2 separate regions of the Homo sapiens genome follow, and region 2 is linked to region 1. The links are chromatin loops, found by intact Hi-C in ENCODE. Cell type or tissue: dorsolateral prefrontal cortex. All regions are shown on one strand. Links, peaks and the distances in the headings refer to the core of each region. The heading gives the core; the rest is flanking DNA. Region 1 holds the start of MYH11 (myosin heavy chain 11). Region 2 overlaps LOC107984869 (a long non-coding RNA gene).

Region 1 (15,544 bases), core at 1-8,000:
CCTGACTCTATATGAGTCAAGTAGATCAAGGCTGATAACACTTTAAAATTATTAAATCTTCTTTTTTTTTTTTTTGAGATGGAGCCTCTCTCTCTAGCCTAGGCTAGAGTGCAATGGTGTGATCTTGGCTCACTGCAACCTCCACCTCCCAGGTTCAAGGGATTCTCCTGTCTCAGCCTCCCAAGTAGCTGGGACTACAGGCGTGCACAACCACACCCGACTAGTTTTTGTATTTTTAGTAGTGATAGGGTTTTACCATGTTGGCCAGGCTGGTCTCGAACTCCTGACCTCAAGTGTTCCCTCCACCTTGGCCTCCCAAAGTGCTGGGATTACAGGTGTGAGCCACTGTGCCCGGCCAAAAAATATTAAATCTTGAGGCACATGCAGGAGTAAGCCATGCTCAGACCCAATCTTCGATGTTACTAAAAATTGGAGGGGATCACACTTCATGGTTTTGTTTTGTTTTGTTTTTTTGAGACAGGGTCTTGCTCTGTTGCCCAGGCTGGAGTGCACTGGTACGATCACAGTTCACTGCAGCCTCAAACTCTGGGGCTCAAACAATCCTCCTACTTCACTCTCTAGTTGGGACTACAGGCACACACTGCTGTGCTCGACTAATTATTATTATTATTATTATTATTATTATTATTATTATTATTATTATTTTGTAGAGACAGGGATCTTGCTATGTTACCTAGGCTGTTCTTGAACTCCTGGGCTCAAGCGATCCTTCCGCTGCAGCCTCTCAAAGTGCTAGGATTACAGGCATGCCCAGCCACTTTGGGGCTTTTTTAAGCCAACAGCAAAAAAAGACTATAAGAGAGAAATTTCCCCTTGGCTGTCTTGTTTCATGGATTCGTGGAAACTCCCATTAAACAGCCGGTCACAGAAAAAGATATGCCAAGGAAAATTACTTGACAGCACTCAGTCAAAGTGACATTTTAAAAAGAGACTATTGCCTCCTCCATCTTAAAAGAACTGACCTTTTGAGCCATGAGAAATGAAACAGAGGCATCTGATCGAATGATAACAATGCACTTCTGAAGATTCAAACATCGGAACTTCATGCATTGGACACATATCTATTGAATGACTCTTAAGTGAACATACTGTCCCTGCCTGCTTCCAGAGGGTACTAGAGAGGTCGGAGATGGTTCATAAAGGCCTTCACATGTGCTGTCATATTTAACAATCAGAAAGGTACTTGAGGCAAAGAATCTGATCATCTTTGTTTTTCCTTGAGAAAATGCGCTCAGAGAGGTTTACTGACAATCCCAAAGGTGCTTGGTTGGTGCTTAAGAGATCTGGGTTTAAAACCTCAGACTGCTGTCTACTATGGCCTGTGTCAGAAAGACTGGGGTTGGAATTCCTGTTCCACCACTGCTGTGTTATTTAACCCCTCCAAACCTAGATTCTCAACAATAAAATGGGGGTAGGGAGGGAATTAAAGTATGTACCTTATTTTTTAGAGACAACATCTTGCTCTGTCGCCCAGGCTAGAGTGCAGTGGTGCAATCATAGTTCACTGTAGTCTCAACCTTCCAAGCTCAAGAGATCCTCCTACCTCAGCCTCCCTAGTAGCTGGAACTTCAGGCTACACTACGCCCAGCTGCTATTTATTATTTATTTATTTATTGAGATTGCATCTCACCATGTTGCCCAGGCTGGCTACTTAAAAAAAATTTTTTTTTTCAAGACAGGGTCTCACTCTGCCACCCAGGCTGGAGTACAGTGACAGAGTCTCAGCTCACTGCAACCTCTGCCTCCCAGGCTCAAGTGATCTTCCCACCTCAGCCTCCCAAGGAGCTGGGATTACAGGTACCCACCACCACACATGGCTAACTTTTTATTTTTTGTAGAGACAGGGTCTTGCTATGTTGCCCAGGCTGGTCTCAAACTCCTGAGCTCAAGCAATCCTCCTGCTTTGGCCTCCCAAAGTGCTAGGATTACAGTTGTGAGCCACCATGCCTGGCCTTGGCCACTTTAGTTTTGCTTTTTTTTTTTTTTTTTGAGTTGGAGTCTTGCTCTGTCATCCAGGCTCCCAGGCTGGAGTGCAGTGACACAATCTCAGCTCACTGCAACCTCTGCCTCCTGGGTTCAAGCAATTATCCTGCCTCAGCCTCCCAAGTAGCTGGGACCACAGGTGTGCACCACCATGCCCAGCTAATTTTTATATTTTTAGTAGAAATGGGGGTTTCACCATGTTGGCTAGGCTGGTCTTGAACTTCTGACTTCAAGTGATCCGCCTACTTTGGCCTCCCAAAGTGCTGGGATTACAGGCAAGAGCCACCGTGCCCGGCTGCCTACTTTAATTTTTAATAAAGGGTTGTTATATAAGGGGTAGGTGAGAGAATGAAGTAAAATTGAGTGTTACAGTCTCCAGTTGTTAATCACATTATAATTATTCTCTTTTAAAAGTTACCAACAAGTTATTTAAAGAATCGAATGGAACCCTTTGGAAATACAGTGTTCATGCCTCTAGTATTAATGCCAGTTTTTACTTCGAGGCCAGCAAGCTAGATTCCGATGGCCTTCCCTTTCCAGGATGGGAAGCGGATGATTGACTTCAATTTTCCCCCTTCCGTTACTTCTCTGCTCCACATCATTTCTGTGCTGATGCAGGGACGATTTCCACTCCTTTTACAGCGTAGATGTTAAAAGCCTGTGCGGAGCAGCTCATTCATCATTTTCCGCAGAGCTTTACCCCTCACTTCCCCAGCCAGCTAAATGCAGGCTGTTCTTGACTCTCTGATCTAGGCCCATTGCAGGGTGAGGGCCAGGCTCAGGAGTTTCCAGGGTGAAAACCAGGTAAGCTTGATGTTGGAAGGATGAAGAAGGACCCAAAAGGGTCTGAGATGCAGAGCTCTCCAGATGGGCCTGGGAGCCTGCAGGGGAAGAGGCCTCTCTTTATATCCCGGAGGCCTGGTGCAACTCTAGTTGGTTTCATGTTTGTTGCGAGTAACAGCAGCTCACATGAAGCGGTGCACCATGTTCATTTTACATGGATCATCTCAAGGACTGCTTACAAAAAGGCCAGGAAGTAGCTGATGTTCTTCCCATCTTACAGGTAGGGAAATTGAGGCATGGAGAGGCAAAGTTACTTGCCCATGGTCATATAGGTAGAAAGCAGCACTGGCAGATTCAAAGCCAGACATCTACTCTCAGATACACGCCCTGGGCCTCAAGGCCAGTTTGCCTGGGCATTTCCCTTTAATGTCTCCTCTCTGGAAGTGAATGGTGTCATCAGAAAGGTTCCAGTGCCAGCACCAATCAATGACTGTCCCAGTGAGAGCTTGGTCAAATCCCTTTACCCCTGCAGGGACTCAATTTTCTCACCTGCAAAATGGGGGTATTAATAAAGCCACCCCCCGCACCCCCGGCCCCCAGCCCCTCCACCTGGTTGCAAGAGGAGTGGTTGTAGACTAAGGGCCTGCGTCAAGTACAGAACCCAGGAGGGGTCTGCCCAACTTTAACCCTCTCTCCAAATCCTCTAGCCTGAAGCAGCAGAAACCCACGTGGGACTGGGGGCTGCCCCCTTCCGGGCCTTCCCCAAGCAGAGGGGTCCCCATCTAGCCCCGCGGGGCAACGGCGGCCGGTGGCTGCGTGAAGGGCCCCCTCCCCCGACGCCGGGGAGCAGGAAGGCCACTCGGCACCATATTTAGTCAGGGGGAGCCGGCAGCCCAGAGCTGGTATGCGGCGCTGGGAATTCCTGCAGGAAGGAGTCCGCGCCTGCCCTTTTTGGGTTGTCTCCCGCCCGCCGCTCCCGCCGCTCCCGGGGAGGGGGACCGGCCCGGCCCGGCCCGGCCCGGGAACCTCGGAGGAGCTGGTGCCGCGCGGGGAGCGGAGCGCCCGGGCTGCCCGCGGGTCCCCGGCCTGGCGCGGGGCCAGCCCACCGCCTCGACTTCCTTTTATGGCCTGTGTGTGCGTGCGTGGACAGGAGCGGGGAGGGAGGGACGGGGAGAAGACGGAGAGCCTGGGGAAGAGAGAGAGAGAAAGCGCAGAGATAGGAGTGAGACACGCGGGAGAGATGGAGAGCAAGAGACACAGAGACCAGAGACAAAGTGAGACAGGAGGGAGAGACAGATACATCGACAGATCTAGAGAAGCGAGAGGGACAGAGACAAAAGATAGAGCGAGAGACAGCAATGATCAGAGTGACAGACATGCAGAGACAGTGGCAGAGACAGAGCGAGAGAGCCTGTGATGGAGAGAGACAGGGAATGCAATTTTAGGCGAGGAATCCTTGGGGAAGGGAAGTTGTTGAAGGGAACTCGCAGACTCTGGGGGCACACCCACTTTCTCCTTGGATCTTGACACTTGCATCTTGTAAATAACGTAATTATCACCGCCACCGCCTTCCCCCATTTTGTAGCTATGGACACCAAGTCTCAGAGAAGTGAAGTGACTTGCCCAAGGTCACGCAGCTGGCGAGTGGCGCACAGGGGAGGGGGACAGCTGAAATAATCACAGTGGGCTTATTTTTAATTTTTATTTGTATTTTGGTCGTGGTGATGTGGGTGGAGGTGGAGATGGCAAGTTGGGAAAAGTAAAAACTTCCCCTTCCTGCACGGTTCCCAGCAAGGGTGGGGGCCTCCTGTCTTGCACTTTGCAAAGTTCAAGAAATCCCCTTTCCCTACCCTTCACGCTGCACAGCCGGCCCTCTTTCCAGACAGTGCGATGCCAATAAAATGGGAAGTGGGGTGGGAGATGTCAAGTCAGATCCACCACAGCCCCGACACGGGGAGGAAGAGGTTAAAGCCTTTGCGGCCGGAACCGACTCAGGGAAGACGTTCTCAAGCATCCCGCACAGACACTGCCTGCTCGACCCCCTTTCTCTAGGGATCCGGAGCGTCTGCGACCGCCTGGGGCCGGGGCTGAGACTCCCGTCCCTGTGCGCACCTGTTCCGTGCGCCCTTGTGCGGTGCGCACCTGTTCCGTGCACCCTTGTCCCGAGCGCCCCAGCTCCTTGCGCTCCCGCCGGGGGTGCGCCCTGCAGGGGGCGCGGCGAGGGGGCCGCGAGGGACCCTCCCCAACTCCACCCCTTCGGCCTCCTCCCCTTTCCCAGCCGCGGGCAGCTCCGGGTCTATAAAGAGAGGCGTCCGAGGACGCGCAGGGAGATTTGGACGCTCCGGCCTGGGAGGTGCGTCAGATCCGAGCTCGCCATCCAGTTTCCTCTCCACTAGTCCCCCCAGTTGGAGATCTGTAAGTAGTAGTTGTCATTCTGGGGGCAGATTGCAGGGCAGGGGGGTGTTAAAAGTCCTATAGGGTATTCTATAGGGGCTGGGGTGCACTTAGGGGTCCCTGTTGTCAACCTCGTAAGGGCCATGGTGGGGGCAGAGTTGTGATTTGGATCTCTCTCTGCCTTATCGTCTTAGATTATCCTAGACTTTCCCCAAACAGCATTTCTTAAGATTGCCAGTGAGAAGTACCATTTTGGGGGTGCTTATTAACGATATCAATGCCTGGACCCAACTCCATTTCCCAACTCTAGAATCCCCAGAAAAACTGCCTTAAAAAAAAAAAAATTAGTCCCGAGTGATTCTTGTTAAGAGGCTAATCCAGGAGATATGCTCCCTTGGAAATCTCAGAGGTCCGGTGCAGACAATCAAGGCATCTCACTTTTATTCTAGGCACCAAAAAATTTACAGCTGAACTTCACTGAAAAGTCACTTGCTATCACACAGAAGGGCAAAGTGAGGCTCCTTGTGGATTTGACCGTATTGCACAGTTGTGTTGATAATGCATTAAATCAGTTAAAAACACATGGGCATAGGCTTAGCAGAAAGGAGTGTTGTTGTTTTTTTTTTTTAATCAGTTTAGGGGAGGTTCTTCTATGTTGAGAACCCCTGGGAGATAAGGCTGGTTGTGATCTAGTTTGTTACAGCCCACTTTTTCCTCTTCTCCAAATTAAAAAAAAAAAAAACAACTCACCCAGGTTGACCCCAAAGGGCCCCCAGATACCCAGGTGGGCTCCAAAGTCTCCATTTGCTTCCACGATCTGCAGGTGCGTTAGGTAAGATTACACTAGAATTTCCCGCAGAGCCACCTGTGTCAATGCCACTCTCGTGCCCAACCAAATGGGTAAAACGAGAGAAAGTGTGGCTACTGCCTGTTGTAAGTTTTCTTCCAGCACAGGGTCTGGTAGGGATTTTGCCACTTGAGAAAAGGTACCATCCAAAGCCATGCTTGTCAAGAAGTAAAAGAAAATATTTAGAAACCCAAGGTGGGAGTGTTTAGTTGCAGTATGAAGAACTGAGAGATTAAATGGTGAACTGTCCGTCCGGGGTTTGGCAAAAAGAATGCAGGCTATTAATAAACTGCTTTGCATAGTTTTTTGTTTCTTTGATTTACTCAACGATACTATTTTAGAATTGTTCAGAGACGGAACTTGACGCTGAACTGAAAGTCATTAGGTGGCAGGGTGTGAAATAAGATAGAGAATTTTGTTTGAAGGAAATTGATGTTTTCCCTTTGAGATAGCTACCGTTGATGGAACACTTCAGTGCCACATGCTGTTGCAACATTTAACTTAATTTATCTCATTTAATCTTTGCAACAACTTCATAAGAAAGGCTTTATGATGCCTGTTTAGTATACAAGGCAGCTGAGGCTCAGAGAGGTAAAGTGTCACACAGCCAGCAAGTGGTAGAACCCATTCCCGGGTCAGTTTGAGTCCAAGTTCATACCCTTGACCCCACTATCTTTCTTCTTTACCATGGACACAAACTTGTTGGGGTCAGGTTTCTGGTGGGACTAAATGCTTCCAACAAAGTAAATGTTTATCACCGTGTCCTTTGAAGAAAACATAAACTGACTTTTTGCACATTTAAAATAAAAGGCACTGTTTGTCCCCTGATTGAGGGGGTGACCTAGCTGAAACCAGTGACCCTAGGTGGGCTGCCATGCCGAGAGTCCAGAACGTGAACTAGCTGGGTCTTTTCCGAGAAGCCGCCAGGCTTGCCTTGTAAACACCATGTTTTTTTATTATCATGTCCGAAATAGATGTGTTATTCCGTACAAGGTATCTGTTATGGATTTGTTATCATTACTTTTCCGTGGGAGGGCAGAGATTGAGGCAAACATGCCCATTTATGGAAGCGTTTTCCATGAGGCCATCCCCGGCCCCCTCGTCAGTTACCCAGCCTTGCACCGCAGCCCGGTTGGTCCTGGCCCTGGGGATTTGTCTACCATGTCCCTCACCCATTGAAGAACTAGTGGAGAAACCCTAAGGAGAAGAGATTTGGGAGGAAAGTGGGATTCTTTTTTCCTACCCCCTCTTATTCAGAGGTTTGATTTTTTTGGGTGGGGGGTGGGAGGGAATTGTCTCCTTTCCACAGGTCTTGAATCCAAACAGGTGGGTCTTCCACGTTAGGCACAAGCGTGTAATTCCAAGAGCAGATATATAGTAGATTTTTCTTGAAAACCAAGTTCAATATTCAATCCAGTAGAATCATAGAAGGCCATAAGCAAATTTAAAAATCATCTCCCGCACCTCCCCAAACCTCACTTTCTCATCCGGGAAATGGGGCTAATGAGAATAACTCATGTTTTTTGGGCACTTTTGCCTGGCGAGATGCTAAACGCTTTGTGGACATTATCTTACGTCTTCATAACAACCCTTTAGAGTAGATACTGTTATTCTAACTGGCTTTATTTTACACATATGGAGTCTGAATAACTTGCTTAAGATAGCTCAGCTAACCAGTAAGGAAAAGAAGATTCTACAAATCTAGGTCTTTCTAACTCCAGAGTTTCACAGATTACCCTCATGGGAGGATTTGATGAGCTAATGTGTATGAAGGGTTTAGCACAGTGCCTGGCCCCTGGTAAGCTTCAGTGATGGTTATTTATAGCAAACACAACCAGAGAGTTCAAGATGTTTGCTCAGTATGGCATGGCTCATCTTTGGCAGAACCGGGAAGCCTAAACTATGTGGCCGTTAAAGGAGAAGCTTCTCTTAATTTTCTTCCCTTTGATCTCATAAACCTCGTTTCTATTTGGGCTGAAAGTGGTGATTAGAATCTTTAATATATTAAGCTACCATTCCTTACCTGGATTGGGAATGTTACAAATTCCAATTACATTTGTTTAGGGTTTTGTTTGTTTGTTTTTGAGACAGAGTCTTGCTCTGTCGCCCAGGCTGGAGTGCAGTGGTGCGATCTTGGCTCACTGCAACCTCCGCCTCCTAGGTTCAGGCACTTCTCCAGCCTCAGCCTCCTGAGTAGAGAGTAGCTGGGTTTATAGGCGCCCACCACCATGCCTGGCTAATTTTTTGTATTTTTAGTAGAGATGGGGTTTCACCATATTGGCCAGGCTGGTCTCGAACCGCTGACCTCAAGTGATTCGCCTGGCTTGGTCTCCCAAAGTGCTCAGATTACAGGCGTGAGCCACCGCGCCTGGCTTATTTAGGGTCTTGATGGCATACTTTAAGGGATGGCCTTTTTGCTCTCTAGGTCTTCTCCTTCCACTCCTGACCTTTCAACTTTTAACCCTGGCCACACAATGGAGGAAAGACTGAATTTAGAGAAAGGCAGGCAAGAATTTGAAAGAAACCTTGTATGTGATCCAAGGACAGAGGAAGAAGCTGCTCACAGTGGCTGAAAGGGGAGGTCGGACATCTGTGACTTGTATCAGGGTTTCAGGGGCTAAGGAGGAACAACCTCATCAAAGTTGCTAGGAAAGGGCCATAGAGGCCAGGTATGGCAGGTCATACCTGTAATCCCAGCAATTTGGGAGGCTGAGGTGGGGGGATGGCTTGAAGTCAGGAGTTTGAGACCAGAGTGGGCAACATAGCGAGGCACCATCTCTACAAAAAAATTTTTAAAATGAGCTGGGCATGGTGGCATGCATCTGTAGTCCTAGTTATTCAGGAGGTTGAGTGAGGCAGGAGGATTGCTTGAGCCCAGGAGTTCAAGGCTGCCGTGGGCCCTGATTGCATCACTGTTCTCTAGCCTGGGCAACAGAGTGAGACTCTGTCTCAAAAAAAAGGTGAGGGGCATAGAACTTTACTGTACCAGGCTGAAAAATACAAGGCCCAGAGAGGGCAAGTGACTTGCCTAGCATCACCCAGCGAGTTTTGGGCAGAGCTGAGACTTGTAACTCGAAGACCTAAGGATCTTCCACAGGCTAATGAATAGCTTGTTTGTGCTCAAGGGATGAAGCAGTGAGTTGTTAGGACAGGACTGTGAATAGGGCTGACATATTCAGATGTGTCAAACATCGCTAATGCCATCTCTGAGTAAATTAGGCTTCAAACAGATCGGGATTCTAATCCTGGTTCCCCAACTTTTGCAAGGGAGGGCCTTGCATTTACCTTTCAAGACCCCGATAGGCTTAGCAGGAAAATGGGAATAATAGATAATGCCACTCTTTCATCCTTGGACTTTTTGTCTAATTATATGAATTTATCTGTAGGATAAATTCCCAGAAATGCGCTTGCTGAGTTAAAGGGCATGCGTATCTAAAATTAATAGATATTGCAAATGACTGGCTAAAGACATTGCAGACCAGGTGCAGTGGCTCACGCCTGTAATCCCAGCACTTTGGGAGGCCGCAGCAGGTGGGTCACCTGAGGTCAGGAGTTCAAGACCAGCCTGGCCAACATGGTCTCTGCTAAACCCTATCTCTACTAAAAATACAAAAATTATCTGGGCATGGTCGTGGGCACCTGTAATCCCAGCTACTCGGGAGGCTGAGGCACGAGAATCGCTTGAGCCTCAGAGGCAGAGGTTGCATTGAGCCGAGATCACACCACTGCACTCCAGCCTGGGCAAAGAGTGAGACTCGGTCTCAAAAAAAAAAAAAAAAAGGCATTGCAAATTGCAACTTGTTGCAGTCACATATGACAGCAGTCCCCATCCTCTTGGCACCAGAGACTGGTTTCGTGGAAGACAATATTTTCCAGGGTGGAGTGGGGAGGATGGTTTTGGGATGAAACTGTCCCACCTCATCATCAGGCATTGGTTAGATTCTCATAAGGAACGTACAACCTAGATCCCTTGCAGGTGGAGTTGGCAATAGGGTTTGTGCTTCTGTGAAAATCTAATGCTGCTTATCTGACAGGAGGCGGAGCTTAGGCAGTGATGGTCACTCACCCACCGTCCCCTCCTGCTATGTGGCCTGGTTCCTAACAGGCCATTGACTGATACTGCAGCACAAGGGTTGGGGACCCCTGACATAGGAGACTATACATTTATTTTAAGCTGTGGTATGCCAGAATTGTAAAATATAAAACACAGTGGGGCTTTTAGGGCCAGAAATAATCAGTTCTTGCTCGCTTCCAGAAGCATCCTTCACAGGGGCTACCGTAACTCTTGCCAACCAAGTTCTCTTGGTTGGGAGGAAAAAATAGTGTTATGCATTAAGAGAACTTCTTTCTGGAGTTACTTGAAACCATTGGTATTCAGATGATTAGGCAGATGTCACAAGGCAATAAGAATGTGACAGGTTCACCATTCACTTTTTTTCCTGTAAAAGTGAAGTAGGGCTTTCTTGGGAACAAGCCCTTGGGAGGTGGGGGGATGTGAATGGTGAGGGGAGGGTAGAAATGGTGGAGTAGGGTCAGGGGCAAGAAAGGGACTTTCTGCTAAGAATTAATCGGGTGTCCATTTACTCTTAGCAGAAAACTAGGATTAGATTCTGGATTGTACTCCTGACTCCAAATTTTACAAGTGGGGGTCTTGCATTTACCTTCCAGGACCTCGGTCATCTTAGCAGGAAAATAGCAATAGCAGGTGATGCCACCTTACAGAGCGCTTAGGAGACAGTGAGATGGTCTATATAGGAAGCTGTCTGGCCTGATACCTGATGAATACAAGGGGCCCAATAAATACAGTGGCTGTTATGAATAATAGATCTAAACTGCCTTTTTGGTACTACTGGGGACCTGCCAAGCAGGTGCATTTAGAGTGCCCAGTGCCTCTCCCTGCGACACATTTGATGCCTCCCTACACCTGGACCAGGCCTTGAGCGAGGATTTCCACTGCAGAGGTCCTTCCAGCTGGCGAATTGTGTTGCAGATCAGGTTCAGAGAACTTCTGTTTTGCCTGTGTGGCATTCATTCATTCGTTTATTTGAAATAGAGATGGGATCTCACTGTGCTGCCCAGGCTAGTCTAGAGCTCCTAATTCAAGCAATCCTCTTGGCTTGGCCTCCCATAGTTCTTGGATTACAGGTGTGAACCACTGTATCCAGCCCTTTATGACATTTAGAATATGAGCAATTTTTCTTTTTTCTTTTTTTTCTTTTTGAGATGGAGTCTCACTCTGTCACCCAGGCTAGAGTGCAGTGGCATGATCTTGGCTCACTGCAACCTCTACCTCCCAGGCTCAAGCGATCTTCCCACCTCAGCCTCCCGAGTAGCTGGGACTACCGGCATGTGCTGCCATGCCTGGCTAATTTTTGTATTTTCTGTAGAGATGGGGTTTCACCATGTTGCGCAGGCTGGTGTCAAACTCCTAAGCTCAAGCGAACTGCCTGCCTTGGCCTCCCAGTGTTGGGATTACAGACGTGAGCCACAGTGCTGAACCCTGCATGGTATTTAGAATATAAGCAATACTCTAACATCTGGTCTGGGTCACTCTGTATTACTTACCTGATCTCCAAAAACATTTGGGTTTTTGTCTCTGGTCCAAAATCTTTAGCCAATGGCTTGGCAGTAAAATCCTGAGGGAAGCTGTTGACCAGGTGAGGTGATGTGCAAATCCTATACTCTCTGGGCTCTGGGATATTTAATTTACTATTTATTTATTTATTTTCAAGACAGAGTTTTGCTCTTGTCGCCCAGGCTGGAGTGCAGTGATGGGATCTCAGCTCACTGCACCCTCCACCTCCTGGGTTCAAGCGATTCTCCTTCCTCAGCCTCCTGAGTAGCTGGTATTACAGGCGCCCACCACCACACCTGGCTATTTTTTGTATTTTTAGTAGAGACGGGGTTTCACCATGTTGGCCAGGCTGGTCTTGAACTACTGACCTCAGGTTATCCGCCTGCCTCGGCCTCCCGAAGTACTGGGATTACAGGCATCAGCCACCATGCCCGGCCTAATTTACTTTTTATTAATGCTGAAGCAGAGAGGGCAAGATCTTTTGCCCCTGAGTTCTTCTGGGAAAAATGAAACTGATGGTAAAACAAACTAAAGCAACCTGACATTCTCAGTTGGTCCAGTTTCAGCCCTTTGACTGGGAGTCACAGACGGGTCCCATAAAATGGTAGAGCTGGGCCAGCCTACCATTGATTTATTTTCCCTAAATGAAAAATACAAGGCCCAGAGAGGGCAAGTGACTTGTCCAGAGTCACCCAGCAGGTTTGGGGCAAAGCTGAGACTCGTTACTTGACATCCTAAGGTCTTCCAGAGGCTAATGATTAGCTTGTTTGTGCTCAAAAAATGAAGCAGCCTGGGCGCGGTGGCTCATGCTTGTAATCCTAGCACTTTGGGAGGCTGAGGCAGGCAGATCGCTTGAGCTCAGGAGTTTGAGACCAGCCTGGGCCACAAAGTGAGACCCCTGTCTCTACAAAAAAATGCAAGAATTAAAAAATTAGCTGGGTGTTCTGGTGCGTGCCTGTGATCCCAGCTACTTGGGAGGCTGAGGTGGGAGAATGGCTTGAGCCTGGGAGGCAGAGTTTGCAGAAAGCAGAGATCGCGCCACTTCACTCTAGCCTGGGCAACAGAGCCAGACCCTGTCTCAAAAAAAAAGAATGAAGCAGTTGTTGGTCAGGACAGGACTGTAAACAAGGCTGACACACTCAGATGTGTCAAACATCGCTAATGCCAAAGGTGACAGAGTCATTTGTTTTCATCCAAACATTCGAGAAAGTTGGACGAGGTGACTCACGCCTGTCATCCTAGAGCTTTGGGAAGCCAAGGCAGGAGGATCATTTGAGATCAGGAGTTTGAGACCAGCCTAGGCAAAATAGCAAGACCCCCATCTCTACAAAAAATAAGCCGGGCATAGTGGCCCACACCTGAGGTGGGAGGATCCCTTGAGCCCATGAGTTTGAGCCTGCAGTAAGCTATGATTGCACCACTGCACTCCACCCTGGGCATATAGTGAGACCCTTCCCCCAACCAAAAACATTGAGAGCAGCTCTTGATGAGTGAACTGTACTTCGTGGTCAGCAGTTCTGGGTAGTAATTTCAGAGATGTCCTTTCAGCCCTTGGAGCTGATGCAGGACCTTAAACATGAGCGATGGTGGAGGAGGGAGGGTTGGGAAGGTGCATCAAGGTAGATGAAGAGTGTCCCTGGGGTTGGGCCAACTGGCGGTCCGTCTCTGGTCCAGTGTGTTCACCTTGCCCCCGTCTGATCTTCTGCAGTTGGTATTCCGAGTTGAGTTTGACTAAGTGAGAGCTGCTCTCAGCTTTAACTGCCTTTCCCAAGACAGCCCTTGTTTTTATTCTAAAGCTGTGGTTCTCAACTGGAAGCAGTTTTGCCACCCCAGGGGACATCTAGCAGTGTCTGGAGACATTTTTGATTGTCATGAGTGGAGGAAGGGGTGCTACTGGCATCAGGTGGGCAGAGACCAGGGATGCTGCGGAACATCCCACAATGCACGGAAGAGCTCCCCTCACGACACAGAATGACGCAGCCCAAGAGTCACAGTGCAGAGTTTGTGGCCAGCTGCGGTGGCTCACGCCTGTAATCCCAGCACTTTGGGGGGCCAAGGTGGGAGGATTGCTTGAGGCCTGGAGTTCAAGACCAGCCTGGCCAATATGGTGAAACCTCATCTCTACTAAAAATACAAAAATTAGCCAGGCATGGTAGCGCATGCCTGTAGTCCCAGCTACTTGGGAGGCTGAGGCACGAGAATCACTTGAACCCAGAAACGTGGAGGTTGCAGTGAGCTGAGATTGCGTCACTGCACTCCAGCCTGGGTAACAGAGCGAGACTCTGTGTCAAAAAAAAAAAAAAAAAAAAAAGACTTAGCAACTATTATTACTAGTATTAGTATTATTAATTTGTCAGGCTCACTGAATTTTCTCAAAAATTTGGCAAATTTTTAGGAAAACATTCTCAAAACATTTGGCAAATCTGTGGCTAAATGTTGTTTTGGGGACCCAAGGCTCGTAGGAGCAAAACAGCTTTCAGGTTTCCGGATCTGCCAGAGACTCAAGTGTCCTGTTGTGTGTTTTGTGTCTCAATGAGGGAAAGGGGAATATGTAGCACCTTCCAGATGGATTTGACCTTGACTGCGCCACTGTTTGAAGAGCTTCTCAACCTCCGCAGCTCCACCCCAGCCCAGATATTTCAGGGAATTAGGGTTCCAAGGGGCATGCTATGGAAAACACCATTCTAGCATGAGTCGAAGCTTCTCATCCCCCATCTTGCTGTCTTTTGACCAAAGCAGATTTTGCACGTCGTAACTGTCAGAGACATCAAAGCCAGAGGGAATCCAGCCTGCTCCAAGCTCTCCTTTTTTGTACAGAGACTGAATCTTTGCACTTGATCTTGTTTGTGTTTTTAAGTCTGAGGTTAGACAGGGTCCCAGGCAATGGAGGCGTGCGTGTCCTTTTATTTTTCTGTTGTAGCTTTTGCTATTTTTTCTGACTTTTAAGGCAACTCATCCACATGGCAATTAGGAAGAGCCCACTTAGGGCTGGGCACAGCGGCTCATGCCTGTAATCCCAGCACTTTGGGAGACCGAGGCAGGCAGATCACTTGAGGTCAGGAGTTCAAGACCTCAGCCTGGACAACATGGTGAAACCCCGTCTCTACAAAGAATACAGGAAAATAGCTGGGCATGGTGGCAGGTGCCTGTGGTCCCAACTATTTGGGAGGCTGGGGTGGGAGGATCACTTGAGCCTGGGAGGCGGAGGTTGCCGTGAGCTGAGGTCATGCCACTGCACTCCAGCCTGGGCGACAGAGCAAGACCCTGTCTCAGAAAAAAAAAAAAAAAAAAAAGAAGTCCACTTTACTTGTCATAGTGCTTAGAACAAATGAAACACTCTCCTAGCCCTCTTGGGATGTAATTGGCTACCATCTGCACAAACTCTTCATTATTGCACAAGAATATCAATATACTTAATGCTACTGAACTGTGTTTAAGTGGCCGAGGTGGTGAATGTTAGCTGTATTTTACCACAATTAAAGATAAGAGGGAAGGAAAATGAAGTGTACTTTACAACCAAAAAAGTACGCTTGATGTGCAAAAAAGTGTGCAGCTTGATGAATTTTCAAGAGGATATATTTTTTATAGATGGGGGTCTCACTCTGTCACCCAGGCTGCAGTGCAGTGGCATGATCATGGCTCACTGCATCCCCGACCTCCTGAGCTTAAGTGATCCTCCCACCTCAGCCTCCTGAGTAGCTGGGACTGCAGGTGCACACTATCACAACCGGTTAATTTTTGTATGTTTGCTAGAGACAAGGTTTCACCATGTTGACCAGGCCGGTCTCAGCCTCCTGGGCTCAGGTTATCCTCCTACCTCAGTCTTCCACACAGGTAATTAAAAAACATTTTTTCTTAGAGATGGGTCTTGCTGTGTTGGCCAGGCTGGTCTCAAACTCCTGGGCTCAAGTGGTCCTCCCATCTTGGCTTCTCAAAGTGCT
Region 2 (16,478 bases), core at 3,915-11,914, 67 kb before region 1:
TGCCTCGGCCTCCCAAAGTGTTGGGATTACAGGCGTGAGCCACTGCGCCCAGCCCACAGTTCATTTTTGGTTTTGTTTTTTCCTCCCAAGAGTGTCTTGGGTAGTTTGACTCCCTTTTATTCCCCTATCAGTTTTGGAATCAGATTGTCAAGTTCTGCAAAAAAAAAAAAAAAAAAAAAAAGGCTGAGCTTTTCATTGGGATTAAATTTGATCTATGAATCAATACAAGAGTTGGCGCCTTCAAATCTAGGCTCTTCCAATCAATGAACATGTATATCTCTCCATTTATTTAGGTCTTCTTTACTGTCTCTCAACAAAATTTTTTAATAGTTTTTATAGAGGTTCTGTAAGTCCTGTATGAGATGTTATATCTTACCAGGTACTCCCTGGGTACAAGAGGGAGAGTTGCTTTTCACCCTTTTGAACTGTTTGAAGTTTTTTCTAACCACATGCATATATTTTTCAAAATAAAAATTATTAAGATTTTTGGCCCTTCTGTCTGGCGGCAGCAATCAGGTAAGCCAAGATGGGTGCATACAAGTACATCCACGAGCTGTGGAGGAAGAAGCAGTCTGATGTCATGAGCTTTCTTCTGAGGGTCCGCTGCTGGCAGTACCGCCAGCTCTCTGCTCTCCACAGGGCTCCCCGCCCCACCCGGCCCGATAAAGTGCACCAACTGGGCTACAAGATCAAGCAAGGTTATGTTATCTACGGGATTCGTATTCTCCGTGATGGCCGAAAATGCTCAGTTCCTAAGGGTGCAACTTACGGCAAGCCTGTCCATCATGGTATTAACTGAAGCCTACAGTTGATTGCAGAGGAGTGAGTTGGACGCCACTGTGGGGCTCTAAGAGTCCTGAATTCTTACTGGATGGGTGAAGATTCCACACACAAATTTTTTGAGGTTATCCTCATTGATCCATTCCATAAAGCTATTGGAAGAAATCCTGACACCCAGTGGATCACCAAACCAGTCCACAAGCACAAGGAGATGCGTGGGCTGGCATGTGCAGGCCAAAAGAGCCATGGCCTTGGAAAGGGCCGTAAGTTCCACCACACTATTGGTGGTTCTTGCCGGGCAGCTTGGAGAAGGCGCAATACTCTCAATCTCCACTGTTACCACTAATATAAGTAAAGTTTGTAAAACTCATACCTAATAAACAATTTAGGACAGTCAAAAAAATTACTAAGATTTTTGAGCCAGGTGCAGTGGCTCAAGCCTGTAATCCCAGCACTTTGGGAGGCCGAGGCTGGCAGATCACCGGAGGTCAGGAGTTCGAGACCAGCCTGGCCAACGTGGCGAAACCCTGTCTCTACTAAAAATACAAAAATTAGCTGGGTGTGGTGGTGCACAAGTGTTATTCCAGCTACTCAGGAGGTGGAGGCAGGAGAACCGCTTGAACCCGGGAGGCAGATGTTGAAGTGAGCTGAGATTGCGCCACTGCACTCCAGCATGGGTGATAGAGTGAGACTCCATCACAAAAAAAAAAAAAAAAAAAATTATTAACATTTTTGAATCAGCACTCTATTATCATTGTTTACACATCAAAACTATCAGTAGGCATACAGTGGAAAGTCTCTCTCCCACTCCTGGACCTATTCACAATATTCCCAATCCTTCCTTCTCAATAGGTAATGGCTATAAATTAATATCTTCTTTATCCTTCCAGAATTCTTCACGCACATGTCCTTAAATGTATACTTTCTCTCGTCTCAAGATAAATGCCATAGACTGTGTGTCTTTTTGCAGAATCTCTTGCAAGACTCTGTGAACACAGTGAGAAAACATGGACCCAGGAACTGTTCCTTACATTCAGCTGAAGCTGAGTCTGCAAGTCCCAATGCATGCCAATAAAGAAAGTTCTGCAGGCCAGGTGTGGTGGCCCATGCCTGTAATCCCACCATTTTGGGAGGTCAAGGTGGGCAGATCAACTGAGGTCAGGAGTTCAAGAGCAGCCTGGCCAATATGGTGAAACCATGTCTCTACTAAAAATACAAAAAATTAGCCGGGCATGGTGGCATGCACCTGTAATCCCCGCTACTCAGGAGGGTGAGGCAGGAGAATCACTTGAACCCGGGAGGCAGAGGTTTCAGTGAGTCGAGATTGTGCTAGCCTAGGCGACAGAGCGAGACTCCGTCTCAAAAAAAAAAAAAAAAAAGGAAAGCTCTGCAGAGTTCTCCAGGGTTACACTCTGTTCTCTGCACTACACCCCCAACTTTTTTTTTTTTTTTTTTTGAGACGGAGTTTCACTCTTGTTGCCCAGGCTGGAATGCAATGGTGTGATCTCGACTCACCGCAACCTCCACCTCCCAGGTTCAAGCAATTCTCCTGCCTCAGCCTTCCAAGTAGCTGGGATTACAGGTGTGTGCCACCATGCCTGGTTAATTTTGTGTTTTTTAGTACAGACAGGGTTTCACCATGTTGGCCAGGCTGGTCTCAAACCCCTGACCTCGTGATCCGCACACCTGGCCTCCCAAAGTGCTGGGATTACAAGCGTGAGCCACTGCACCCGGCCTGCATTGCACTTTTTAATTTTTGATCACCATTTATTAAGTTACAAAGAGCCAGGCCCAGTGCTGCGCTAAGCACTTTACATATTTGGCATGTTTTTTCTTTTTTACTCCTTCCAGCAGCCAGGGCCTATGAACTTACAGAAGGCATGATGCCTAAGGCCCACAATACTTTTAGGGCCCCATGAAAATGTTTTACTTCTTTTAAAATCAGAAGAAAAAATAAACATAACCCTGCCTTTATTACATATATATATTATTTTTAGTTTTTAGTTTTTGGTATTTTTGAGCAGGAGCTCTGGCGCCCAGGCTGGAGTGCAGTGGCACAATCATGGCTCACTGCAGCCTTGACCCCCTGGGCTCAGGCAGTCTTCCCACCTCAGCCTCCCGAGGAGCTGGGACCACAGGTACATGCCACCACTTCCGGCTAATTTTTATATTTTTTATTTTTTGTAGAGAAAGGGTCTTGCCATGTTGCCCAGGCTGTTCTTGAACTCTTGGGATGAAGTAATTCTCCCACTTTGGCCTCCCAAAGTGCTGGGATTTCAGGCATGAGCCACTGCACCAGGCCTTGTTATATTCATCCTTATACTAACACAGTCATAAAATATGATTTAAAACACTTTTTTTCTTATGGAGGAAGGAACCCACCAAAAAAATCCATGTGACTGAGTGTGGTGCCGGGTGTCTGTAGTCCTAGCTACCAGGAGGCTGAGGCAAGAGAATCACCTGAACCTGGGAAGCGGAGGTTGCAGTGAGCCGAGATCATGCCACTGCACTTCAGCCTGGGTGACAGAGTAAGACTCTGTCTCAAAAAAAAAAAAAAAAAAAAAAAAAAAAAAGGCCAGCAGTGGCGCACACTTGTAATCCCAGCACTTTGGGAGACCAAGGCGGGTGGACCACCTGAGGTCAGGAGTTCGAGACCAGCCTGGCCAACATGGTGAAACCCCGACTCTACTAAAAATACAAAAAATTAGCTGGGCATGGTGGCAGGTGCCTGTAATCCCAGCTACTCGGGAGGCTGAAGCAGGAAAAATCAGTTGAACCCAGGAGGCGGAGGTTGTAGTGAACCAAGACTGTGCCACTGTACTCCAGCCTGGGCAATAAGAGCAAAACTCTGTCTCAAAAAGAAAAAAAATCATAATGTGGCCAAACCAGCAACCCTATGACATGGGTATTATTGCTATGCAGTTTATCCAAGGGAGGAAACTAGTCTGAGAAGTGATTTAGCCCAGGTCAGGTGGCTGGAAGGGGTGGGAACATGGCCTTGAACCCAAGCCTAGTGACTCTAAAGCTCTTATGCTGGGCCACTCAGCTGAAGAGACTCCAGTCAGCACTTTCCTATGGAAGGGACGTGTTTGGTCACAACTGGGAAGTTGTACCCCACAAAAAGAAGGCTCTGGGGAAATGTGATACAGTCTTCAAATATTTTAAGGGCTGTCATGTGGAAAAGGATTAGCTCTTTTGTGTTACTTCCCAGAGCTGAGCTAGGATAGGTGGGGTGTGTTGCAGGAAAGGTAGGGTGTGTGTGTGTGTGTGCGCGCGCGCGTGTGCGTGTGCGTGTGCGTGTGTGTGTGTCTCGCTCTGTTACCCAGACTGGAGTGCAGTGCAGTGATCGCCACTCACTGCAACCTCCGCCTCCTGGGTTCAAGTGATTCTCCTGCCTCAGCCTTCCGAGTAGCTGGGACTACAGGCATGCACTACCACACCCAGCTAGTTTTTGTATTTATAGTAGAGATGGGGTTTCGCAATGTTGGCCAGGCTGGTCTCTGGCTCCTGACCTTAGGTGATCCACCCTACTCAGCCTCCCAAAGTCCTGGGATCACAGGCGTGAGCCACCGGGCCCCACCAGGAAAGTAGATTTTGGCCCAGTGATATAACAAACTTACTGGATGTGATAAGCCCACTGTCAGTGGTGGTTTATTCTTAAGATCAAAGATGTGGAGTTTGACCCCAGTCACAGACAACAGCGTTGTAAACAAGGCTGTATTGCAGGGGATTGCTGCCTTGGGAGGGGAGTTGGACAAGAATTCGATGGATTTTTATGTCCCTTTCAACTCTAAGATTCTATGTTTGCAGGGCCCAGCACGGTGGCTCACGCCTGTAATCCCAGCACTTTGGGAAGCCAAGGCGGGCAGATCACCTGAGGTCGGGAATTCGAGACCATCCTGGCCAACATGGTGAAACCCTGTCTCTACTAAAAATACAAAATTAGCTGGGCATGGTGGCGTACTCCTGTAATCCCAGCTAGTCGGGAAGCTGAGGCAGGAGGATCACTTAAAGCCGGGAAGCAAGGGTTGCAGTGAGCCTTGATAGCGCCATTGCACTCCAGTCTCGGTGACAAAGCGAGACTCTGTCTCAGAAGAAAAAAAAAAAAAAGATTCTATGGTTGCAAATAGCAGCAGCTCAGCAGTGTAGAGTTGAATTCCCCACCAAACCAATTTTACCAATTGTTATTGAGACTTTTTATGTACCATTGGTGGGAGTATGAATGGATACTCTTTTGAAAGTGTTATTTGGCAGTATTTATTAAAATTTAGACTATTTGGGCCGGGCGCAGTGGCTCACGCCTGTGATCCCAGTACTTTGGGAGGCTGAGGCGGGCAGATCGACTAAGGTCAGGAGTTCGAGACCAGCCTGACCAACATGGTGAAACTCTGTCTCTACTAAAAACTACAAAAAGTAGACCCAGGCGTGGTGGCTCACACCTGTAATTCCAGCACTTTGGGAGGCTGAGGCGGGCAGATCACCTGAGGTCGGTTGTTCAGCCTGACCAACATGGAGAAACCCCATCTCTACTAAAAACACAAAATTAGCTGGGCGTGGTGGCGCATACCTGTAATCCCAGCTATTCGGGAGGCTGAGGCAGGAGGATTACCTGAATCTGGGAAGCGGAGGTTGTGGTGAGCAGAGATGGCGCCATTGCACTACAGCCTGGGAAGCAAGAGCAAAACTCCGTCTCAAAAAGAAAAAAAAAAAAACTACAAAATGTAGCCAGGCATAGTGGTGGGTGCCTATAATCCCAGCTACTTGGGAGGCTTGAGGCAGGAGAATGGCTACAACCTGGGAGGCGGAGGTTGTAGTGGGCTGAGAATGTGCCATTGCATTCCAGCCTGGGCGACAGAGTGAAACTGTTTAAAAAAAAAAAAATTTCGACTCTTCAGGCAGGGCACGGTGGTTCTTGCCTGTAGTCCCAGCAATTTGGGAGGCCAAGGCGGGCGGATCACGAGGTCAGAAGTTCGAGACCAGCCTGGCCAATATGGTGAAACCCTATCTATACTAAAAATACAAAAAGTTAGCTGGGCATGGTGGTATATGCCTGTAATCCCAGCTACTCGGGAGGCTGAGGCAGGAGAATCGCTTGAACCCAGGAGGCAGAGGTTGCAATGAGCCGAAACCGTGCCATTGCATTCTAGCCTGGGCAACAGAGCGAGACTTTGTCTCAAAAAAAAAAAATTAGACTGTTTATACTTTTTGACTTAGCAATACTTTTTTTTTTTTGAAACAGAGTCTTGCTCTACCGCCCAGGCTGGAGTACGATGGTGCAATCTCAGCTCACTACAACCTTCCCTCCCAGGTTCAAGCAAATCCCCTGCCTCAGCCTCCCGAGTAGCTGGGCTACAGGCACGCACCACCACACCTGGCTAACTTTTTTGTATTTTTGTAAAGATGGGGTTTCGCCACGTTGGCCAGGCTGGTATTGAACTCCTGACCTCAGGTAATCCACCTGCTTCAGCCTCCCAAAGTGCTGGGATTATAGGCATGAGCCACTGCACACGGCCTAACAAACATACTTAATAAGTAAATCATGGAGTGGGTAGCAGGTGAGAAAGGCTGTGACGAGAACTTGCGATGCGGGGTGGAGGTGGTGGAGGGTTGCAATTTTAAGCAGAGTGGTCAGGGTAGGCCTCACAGAGAAGGTGATATTTGAGCAAAGCATTAAAGATCATGAATAGGACACCTCCCACTCTTGTTCTAAGGTGGAAATTCACCAGGAGTTACTTTTTCCTTTTTCTTTGTTTTAGAGGCAGAGTTCTCACTATATTGCCCAGGCTGGTCTTGATCTCCTGAGCTCAAGCGATCCACCCACCTCAGCCTCCCAAAGTGCTGGGATTACAGGTGTGAATCACTGCACCCAGCACTGGGAGACACTTGTGAGGTGCCTGGCATCCAGCAGGCTCTGAAGGACGGTCGCTATTATTGTTCATTTTAGTCCTGAAATGAACAGGAGCTCTCAAAGCGCTTACCTAAGGAAGATGTCTAAGAGCATTGCAGTTTGCAAATGAAGAGTGGGCAGGGTTTGGGTTATGGTAACTGTTTTATCTGCCTCCCCAGAAAGGAAACAAAGTATCTGGTCAGCGGGGAAGGTTTCCACCTGTGCGCTCTGTTTGCCAGCGAGCCTGCGGGCCCCTGTGGCAATCCACCCATTGTGTTTCCATCAGCGTAACTGCATGCGGGAGGCTCCTCTGCACTCTCAGTCCTTGAAACATCCCCCACAGGGCCTCCCCAATTAGGCAACGATAAAGCCATTGGTGTGGTCAGATCCCTCCTGGGACAGGATGTTAACCCTCAGCAGCTCCTGAACCATGGGAGCTGGTCCCTGTCAATGTCACGGAAACAGAACAAGAGGAGGCTTCAAAGAAATCAGTTGCCCGCACTCCCTGATTGCAACCAGGCCTTATCTAGTGCCTTTTAAAAATGGCCCTGACCCTTTCTTCTTATTTATTAAATTATTTATTTATTTATTTATTTTTGAGACAGGGTCTTGCTCTGCGGCCCAGGCTGGAGTGCAGTGACTCGATCTCTGCTCATTGCAACCTCCGCCTCCCAGATTCAAGCGATTCTCCTGCCTCAGCCTCCCAGTAGCTGCAATTACAGGTGCCTGCCACCACACCCGGCTAATTTCTGTATCTTTAGTAGAGACAGGGTTTTCCCATGTTGGCCAGGCTGGTCTCCAACTCTCTGGCCTCAAGTGATCTGGCCGCCTCAGCCTCCCAAAGTGCTGGGATTACAGGCCTGAGTTCCCGTGCTCGGTCTCTTATTACTTTTTAAAATGAGACAAGGCCCCACTCTGGTTTTGCCACGTTGCACAGGCTGGAGTGCAGTGGTGCGATCACGGCTCACTGCAGCTTCAACTTCCTGGGCTCAGCTGATTCTCCCAACTCAGCCTTTCAAGTAGCTGGTACTACAGGCACTCACCACCACGCCTGGCTAATTTTTGTATTTTTTGTAGAGTCGGGGGGCGGTGTCTTGCCATATTGCCCAAGCTGGGCTCGAACTCCTGGGCTCAAGCGATCCGCCCACCTCGACCTCCCCAAATGCTGGGATTACAGGCATGAGCCACCGTGCCTGGGCCCTGACCTCTTCTTCAGGGTAACAGATATCTGCTAGGATCTGCTGTGGCTTCTACGTTCCCTTAAGCAAAGAGACGTGCTTCTTCAAGGGAGAGGAGAAAAAATAGATTTCAACCCAAAGCCAGTATAAGCACCCCAAGAGAGGTCAATAAAATCTCAATTTGGAGGTGAGGAAAGCCTTTATTGGCACCCAGGACATTGGTGTTGGGATTAAGAGGACAGACTGGTGGGGTTTTGACACACACAAACGAAGGATGGTGTCTTAGGCACATGGCACAGCAAAGAAAAAGGCTTGCAGGCTGTAACTATGGGACATATTCAAGCTGTCCTAAGCAGTTCCTTTTGACTGAAGTATCATGATAAAGAAAATAATACATAATAGTAATAACAAACATTCTTTATATGCTTGAAACCACTTTTATAAAAATCATAGTAATAAGGGTAATTTAACATAATTGACTGGGCGCGGTGGCTCACGCCTGTAATCTCAACACTTTGGGAGGCTGAGGCGGGCAGATCACTTGAGGTCAGGGGTTCAAGACCAACCTGGCCAACATGGTGAAACCCTGTCTCTACTAAAAATAGAAAAATAAGCCAAGCATGTTGGTGCAAGCCTGTAGTCCCAGCTACTCCGGAGGCTGAGGCACTAGAATTGCTTGAACCAGGGGGGCAGAGGCTGCAGTGAGCTGAGATCAAGCCACTGCACTCAAGCCTGGGCAACAGAGTGAGACTCTGTCTCAAAAATACAAATTTAATATTATTGACTCTATCTTGTTTTCACTATGCTAAATTGTTTTTCTTTATTTTTGTATAGAGGCCACAGTACTCTTTTTTTTAGAAAATGAATTTTTTTGTTATTGTTTAATAATTAAAACCAGCCAGATGTGGTGGCTTAAGCCTGTAATTCCAACACTTTGGGAGGCTGAGGTATGAGGATCACTTGAGGCCAGGAGTTCAAGTCCTGCCTGGGCAACAAAGTGAGACACCATCTCTATAAAAAATTTTTAAAATTATCTGGGCATGGTGGTGCATGCCTGTAGTCCCAGCAACTCAGGAGGCTGAAGCGAGAGGATCAGTTAAGCCCAGGAATTTGAGGCTACAGTGAGCTATGATTATACCATTGCATTCCAGTCTGGGTGACAGAGTGAGACCTTGTCTCTAATAAATTAATTAATTAATAAAAATTTTAAAATTGACAGAAAGTCTTACAAGTCTATAAGATCTACTTCTGTCTGTTATGTCTATGTTTATATGTGCCATGAATATATAATATTTCACTACTGAAATATATTTTTAAAAGCTCTAATCAGTTGACTTAACCACTTAAATTGAATATTTCATCAAAAAATAAAAACTTTAAGTATCTTTTAGTTCACATGACTTTAATAATCTTTAGTAAATAAAGACAGTTTTTCAATTATTAGTAAAATAAAAACATCTTCAGAATGTGAACATTTGGTGTAAATTAGACAAGTCTGGTATTGTCTTTACTAAGACCTTTCAGGTCCTAAACTACTTTTATAAATTTTTTTCTTAGACTGGGACTCACTCTGTTGCCCAGGCTGGAGTACAGTGGCATGCTCACTGCAGCCTCAACCTCCCTGGGCTCAGGTGATCCTTCCACCTCAGCCTTCCAAGTAGTTGGGACTATAAGCACGTACCACCATGTCTAGCTCACTTGTGTATTTTTAGTGGAGATCGAGTTTTACCATGTTGGCCAGGCTGGTCTCTAACTCCTAGGTTCAAGGCGTCCACCAGCCTCTGCTCCCAAAGTGCTAGAATTATAAGCATGAGGCACCATGCCTGGCCCTTCTATAATATTTTAAATAATTGTTGGACTTGTCTATTTTAAAGCCCTTAGATTGTAGATAAGGCCTGGGGATGTGTAGAATTAACCATGTCCCCTGCCTATCCTAAAAAGCATCATATATTATTGACATATATTATTACTGTCCTAGACTCTGTACCTGGTACATAATTAAAATTGCCTACCTCCTTAGTTTTTCATTAAAAATAAAAGTCAGTAATGGCTGGATGCAGTGGCTCACGCCTGTAATCCCAGCACTTTGGGAGGCCAAGGCGGACAGATCACCTGATGTCAGCAGTTTGAGACCAGCCTGGCCAACATGGCGAAACCCTGTCTCTACTAAAAATACAGAAATTAGCTGGGCATGCATGGTGGTGCACACCTGTAGTCTGAGGTACTCGGGAGGCTGAGGCAAGAGAATTGCTTGAACCCGAGAGGCGGAGACTGCCTAAGAGTTAACATTATAATATATGTAATTAAAACTACTAAAGGAACAATTTTACATACAAAGGTAAAATTTAGTTTTTTAAACAAAATTTTCATGTAATATTAAAAAACAGTAAAAAAATGTTTCTTTGCAGGAGGGACAGATTCAGTTAGCCTCATACTGTCTTTATTGGGTCTTGTTTAAAACACTGAGTCTCACATCTGTTAAAAAATAAGTCTTTGCCTCTTGAAAATTTTTGAGTTATCGGCTGGGCGCGGTGGCTCACGCCTGTAATCCCAACACTTTGGGAGGCCAAGGCAGGTGGGTCCCTTGAGGTCGGGAGTTCGAGACCACCCTGGCCAACACAGTGAAACCCCATCTCTACTAAAAGTACAATAATTTGCTGGGCATGGTTGTGGGCACCTGTAATTCCAGCTACTCAGGAGGCTGAGGCAGGAGGATTGCTTGAACCCAGGAGGTGGAGGTTGCAGTGAGCTGAGATCACGCCACTGTACTCCAGACTGAGCGACAGAGAGAGACCCTGTCTCAAAAAAAAAAAAAAAAAAAAAAAAGTTGAAATCATACAAAGTACTTTTGGCCGGGTGCGGTGGCTCACACCTGTAATCCCAGCACTTTGGGAGGCCGAGGCAGGCGGATCACCTGAGGTCAGGAGTTTGAGACCAGCCTGGCCAACATGGTGAAACCGCATATCTATTAAAAATACAAAAAGTAGCTGGGTGTGGTGGCGGGTGCCTATAATCCCAGCTACTTGGGAGACTGAGGCAGGAGAATTGCTTGAACCCGGGAGGCGGAGGTTGCAGTGAGCTGAGATCAGGCCATTGCACTCCAGCCTGGGCGACAGAGTGAGACCCTGCCAAAAAAAAAAAAAAAAAGTAATTTCTTCAACCACAACAGAATAAAACTAGAAATCAACAAGAGAAAGAAAATTTTTAGATTCACAAATATACGATTATGTAGAAATTAACATAAACAATGAGTAAAATAAGACATCATAAAAAAATTTTTAAATATTTTGAGATGAATGAAAAAGCAGTACAACTTACCAAAACTTATGAGATGCAGCAAAGACAATGCTCAGAGGGAAATTTATAGCTGTAGTCACCTACATCAAAAATGAAAGAGGGTGGGCGCAGTGGCTCACGCCTGTAATCCCAGCACTTTGGGAGGCTGAGGCGGGTGGATCACCTGAGGTCAGGAGTTCAAGACCAGCCTGACCAACATGGAGAAACCCCATCTCCACTAAAAAGACAAAATTAGCTGGGCATGGTGGCACATGCCTGTAGTCCTTGCTACCTAGGAGGCTGAGGCAGGTGGATCACTCGAACCCATGAGGCGAAGGTTGTGGTGAGCTGAGATCGTGCCATTGCACTCCAGCCTAGGCAACAAGAGTGAAACTCCATCTCAAAAAAAAAAAAAAAAAAATGAACACTTGAGGCCAGGAGTTTGAGACCAGCCTCAGTAATATAGCGAGACCCTATCTGTATGAAAAATACAAATAAAAAATCTAGCCAGGCATCGTGGCACATGCCTGTGATCTCAGCTACTTGGGAGGCTGAGGCAGGAGGATCACTTGAGCCCAGGAGTTTGAGGCTGCAGTGAGCCATGATTGCACCACTACACTCCAGCTTGGACAACAGAGCAAGACCTTGTCTCAAGCAAAAAAAGAAAGACAGATCTCAAATAAATAATACATTCTTCCACCTTATGGGATTAGAAAAAGATCAAACTATGCCGAAAGCAAGCAGCAGCAAAAAAACAATAAAAATTACAGTGAAGATAAATAAAATATAGTATTCTATAAAAGCAATAGAGTCAACAAAACCAAAAACTGGTTCTTTAACAAATCAGCAAAATTGCTAAACTTTTGGAAATACTGATGCCCCCAGAAGAAGAATGGAGATGGCCCAAACCACTAAAATCAGGAACCAAAGATTACTACAACCCTTACAAAAATAAAAGATTATAAGAGAATACTATAAACAATGACATGTCAATTAATTGAATACACCTGGAAGAAATGTACAAATTTCTAGAAACACACAAATTACCAAGACTAACCCAAGAAAAACTAGGAAGTCGGAATAGATCTATAACAAGGAAAGAGATGGAATTGGTAACAATTTTTTAAAGTTCCGTAAGGAAAAGCTCAGGACCCGATGGCTCCATTGGTGAATTCTACCAGGTATTTGAATAATTAAGGCCAATTCTTATTAAAATCTTCCCAAAACTAGAAGAGGAGGCAACATTTCTGACCCACTCTATGAGGCCAGCATTACCCTGATACCAAAGCCACACAATGACATTACAGGAAAAGGAAACTATAGACCAATGTCCCTTATAAATATAGATGCAGAAATCCTAAAGAAAATACTAGCAAATCAAATCCAGCAGCATAGAAACATATTATACATATGTGTTAACAGATGAGACTTATCCCAAGAATGTAAGGGTGATTCATTATAAGAAAATCAGGGCAGGGCGCAGTGGCTCACAACTGTAGTCCCAGCTACTTGGCATGCTGAGGTGAGAGAATCACTTGAGCTGGGGAGGTTGAGGCTGCGGTGAACCATGTTTGTGCCACTGCACCCCACCCTGGGTGACAAAGTGAGACCCTGTCTCAAAAAAGAAAAAACTCAGCCAGGCACGGTAGTGCACGCCTGTATTCCCAGCACTTTTGGCAGACCGAGGCAGGTGGACCATTTGAGGTAAAGAGTTCAAGATCAGCCTGGCCAACACGGTGAAACCCCGTCTCTACTAAAAATACAAAAAATAAAAATAAATTAGCTGGGCGTGGTGACACACGCCTGTAATGCCAGGTGTTAGGGAGGCTGAGGTAGGAAAATTGCTTGAACCCAGGAGATGGAGGTTGCAGTGAGCCGAGATCATGCCACTGCACTCCAGCCTGGGAGACTGAGTGAGTCTCCATCTCAAAATAAGTAAATAAATAAATAAATAAATAAATAAATGTTATTCACAACATTAATAGAATTAAGGGATAATGTAGAAAACAGCCTTTGACAAAACCCAACACCTTTTCAGGATTTAAAACAAAACAAAACAAAACAACAACAACAACAACAAAGAATACTGAAATAATAAAGACCAGAAGAGAACTTCTTCAACAGGATAAAGGGCATATATAAAAAACTTACACCAGGCCAGGCAAGGTGACTCACTCCTGTAACCCCAGTACTTTGGGAAGATTGCTTGAGCCTAGAAGTTTGAGACCAGCCTGGGCAACATAGTGAGACGCTGGCTCTATTTATTTATTTATTTTTATTTATTTATTTTTTGAGACGGAGTCTCGCTCTGTCGCTCAGGCTGGAGTGCGGTGGCATGATCTCGTCTCACTGCAAGCTCCACCTCCTGGGTTCAGGCCATTCTCCTGCCTCAGCCTCCCGAGTATCTGGGACTACAGGCGCCCACCACCACGCCCGGCTAATTTTTTTTTTGTATTTTAGTAGAGATGGAGTTTCACTGTGTTAACCAGGATGGTCTCTATCTCCTGACCTCGTGATCCGCCTGCCTCGGCCTCCCAAAGTGCTGGGATTACAGGCTGAGCCAGCGTGCCCGGCCTGCTGTTTCTATTTATAGAAAGAAAGAAAAAGAAGGAAGAGAGAAAGAAGGAAGGAAGGAAGGAAGGAAAGAAGGAAGGAAGGAGAAAGAAAGAAAGGAAGAGACTTACACCATATGCAACAGTGAAAGGCTTACAAATTTAAAGATTTCCCCACAAAGACCAGGAACAACACAAGGATGCCTGCTTTTACCACCTCTTGTCGACATTGCACTTTAATGTTTTATTGATTGATTGATCTATTTTTTATTGATATATGAATGGATTTTTTTTCTTTTTTTATTATACTTTAACTTCTACAATACATTTGCACGACGTTGCACGACGTGCAGGTTTGTAACATAGGTATACATGTGCTATGTTGGTTTGCTGCACCCATCAACTCGACATTTACATTAGGTATTTGTCCTAATGCTCTCCCTCCCCGCCCCCACTACCCCCAACAGGCCCCAATATGTGAAGTTCCCTGCCCTGTGTCCATGTGTTTTCATTGTTCAATTCCCACCTATGAGTGAAACATGTGGTGGTTGGTTTTCTGACCTTGTGATAGTTTGCTAAGAATGACGGTTTCCAGCTGCATCCATGTCCTTGCAAAGGACATGAACTCATCCTTTTTTATGGCTGCATAGTATTCCGTGGTGTAGATGTGCCACATTCTCTTAATCCAGTCTATCATTAATGGACATTTGGGTGGCTCCAAGTCTTTGCTATTGTGAATAGTGGCACAATAAACATATGTGTGTATGTGTCTTTATAGTAGCATGATTTATAATCCTTTGGGTATATACCCAGTGAAGGGATTGCTGGGTCAAATGGTATTTCTGGTTCTAGATCCTTGAGGAATAGCCACACAGTGTGTGGCTATTAAGCAGAATGGTTGAACTAATTTACACTCCCACCAACAGTGTAAAAGCATTCCTATTTCTCCACACCCTCTCCAGCATCTGTCGTTTCCTCACTTTTTAATGATCACCGTTCGAACTGGCGTGAGATGGTATCTCATTGTGGTTTTGATTTGCATTTCTCTGATGACCAGTGATGATGAGCATTTTTTCATGTGTCTGTTGGCTGCATAAATGTCTTCTTTTGAGAAGTGTCTGTTCATATCCTTTGCCCACTTTTTGATGGGGTTGTTTGTTTTTTTCTTGTAAATTTGTTTAAGTTCTTTGTAGATTCTGAATACTAGCCCTTTGTCAAATGGGCAGATTGCAAAAGTTTTCTCCCAATCTGTAGATTGCCTGTTCAGTCTGATGATAGTTGCTGACCAGGCTGCAGCATCACAGGTTGATCTTGGACTGCTTCGCTAGCAGTGACCAAGGCTCTGTGGGCGTGCGACCTGCCGAGCCAGGAACGGGAGAGAATCTCCTGGTCTGCCAGTTGCTAAGACCGTGGGAAAAGCACAGTATTTGGATGGAAGTGTACCGTTCCTCCAGGTGCAGTCTGTCACGGCTTCCCTTGCCTAGGAAAGGGAAATCCCCTGAACCCTTGCACTTCCTGGGAAAGGCGACACCCTGCCCTGCTTCAGCTCACCTCTGTGGGCTGCACCCACTGTCCAACCAGTCCCAGTGAGATGAACCAGGTACCTCAGTTGGAAATGCAGAAATCACCTGTCTTCTGTGTTGATCTCGCTGGGAGCTACAGACCGGAGCTGCTCCTATTTGGCCATCTTGGAAGTGACTCATCTATTTTTATTTATTTATTTTTGGAGACCGCTTCTCTCTCTGTCACCCAAGCTAGAATGCAGTGGCACGATCTCGGCTCACTGTGGCCTCTGCCTCCTGGGTTCAAGCAATTCTCCTGCCTCAGCCTCCCAAGTAGCTGGGACTACAGGTGTCGGCCACCATGCCCAGGTAATTTTTGTATTTTTAGTAGACACAGGGTTTCACCATTTTGGCCAGGCTGGTCTCGAACTCCTCACCTCAGGTGATCTGTCCACCTCAGCTTCCCAAAGTGCTGAAATTACAGGCGTGAGCCACTGTGCCTGGCTGAACATTGCCCTTTAATGTTTTAAAATGTAGGTTTTATTATTATCTACCTATGCTGAGGCCAACAAATTAGGAGACAACTGTCATTGAAAAGGTAGTTTGCAGCTGGGCGTGGTTGCTCATGCCTGTAATCCCAGCACCTTGGGAGGCCGAGGTGGGTGGATCACTTGAGGTCATGAGTTCTAGACCAGCCTGGCCAACATGGTGAAAGCCTGTCTCTAGTAAAAAATACAAAAATTAGCTGGGCGTGGTGAGGGCACCTGTAGTTCCAGGTACTTGGGAGGCTGAGGCAGGAGAATCACTTGAACCCAGGAGGTAGAGGTTGCTGTGAGCCAAGAGCATGCCACTGCACTCCAGCCTGGGTGACAGAGCAAGACTCCATCTCAAAAAAAAAAAAAAAAAAAAGAAGATCAACGCACAAACATCAGCCACATTTCCATAAACTAGCAATAAACAATCAGAAAGTAAAATTAAGAAAACAATTTCACTTCCAATAGAATAAAAATAAATAAATTTAACCAAGTAGGAGTAACACTAGTGCCCTGAAAACTACAAAACGTGGCTGAAAGCAAATACGAAGACCTAAATAAATAGAAAGACGACGTCACATGTTGATATGGTTTGGCTCTTTGTCCCCACCCAAATCTCATCTTGAATTGTACTCCCATGATTCCCACGTGTTGTGGAAGGGACCCAGGGGGAGATAATTGAATCATGGGGGCAGTTTTTCCCGTACTGTTCTTGTGGTAGTGAATAAGTCTGACAAGATCTGATGGTTTTATAAGGAGAAACCCGTTTC

The links. Peaks named below come from ENCODE experiments on the same cell type or tissue, not always from the same donor. Only the 100,000 strongest peaks of a DNase experiment are listed, where the experiment ranks them.
Region 2: a loop joins it to region 1, with 2.4 times the contacts of the local background. A loop is called at or near these places in 3 of 110 quality-filtered maps.

The regions. Positions count from the first base shown.
Region 1 is chr16:15,846,599-15,862,142 of GRCh38, reverse strand. It overlaps MYH11 (myosin heavy chain 11), which reads left to right and starts at 5,115. Exons shown (of 41, transcript NM_002474.3): 1 at 5,115-5,202. RefSeq lists an enhancer at 3,568-4,069. In dorsolateral prefrontal cortex, for the core only: no CTCF peak of the experiment used is centred there; a DNase peak (open chromatin) is centred at 3,922; H3K4me3 peaks cover 2,084 bases; H3K27ac peaks cover 974 bases; H3K27me3 peaks cover 3,967 bases.
Region 2 is chr16:15,916,345-15,932,822 of GRCh38, reverse strand. The region is part of intron 1 of LOC107984869 (a long non-coding RNA gene); the gene reads left to right. It also overlaps the pseudogene RPL15P20. Among named protein-coding and RNA genes, the nearest start is that of ABCC1, 25 kb to the left of the region's middle. RefSeq lists an enhancer at 7,736-8,237. In dorsolateral prefrontal cortex, for the core only: no CTCF peak of the experiment used is centred there; no DNase peak of the experiment used is centred there.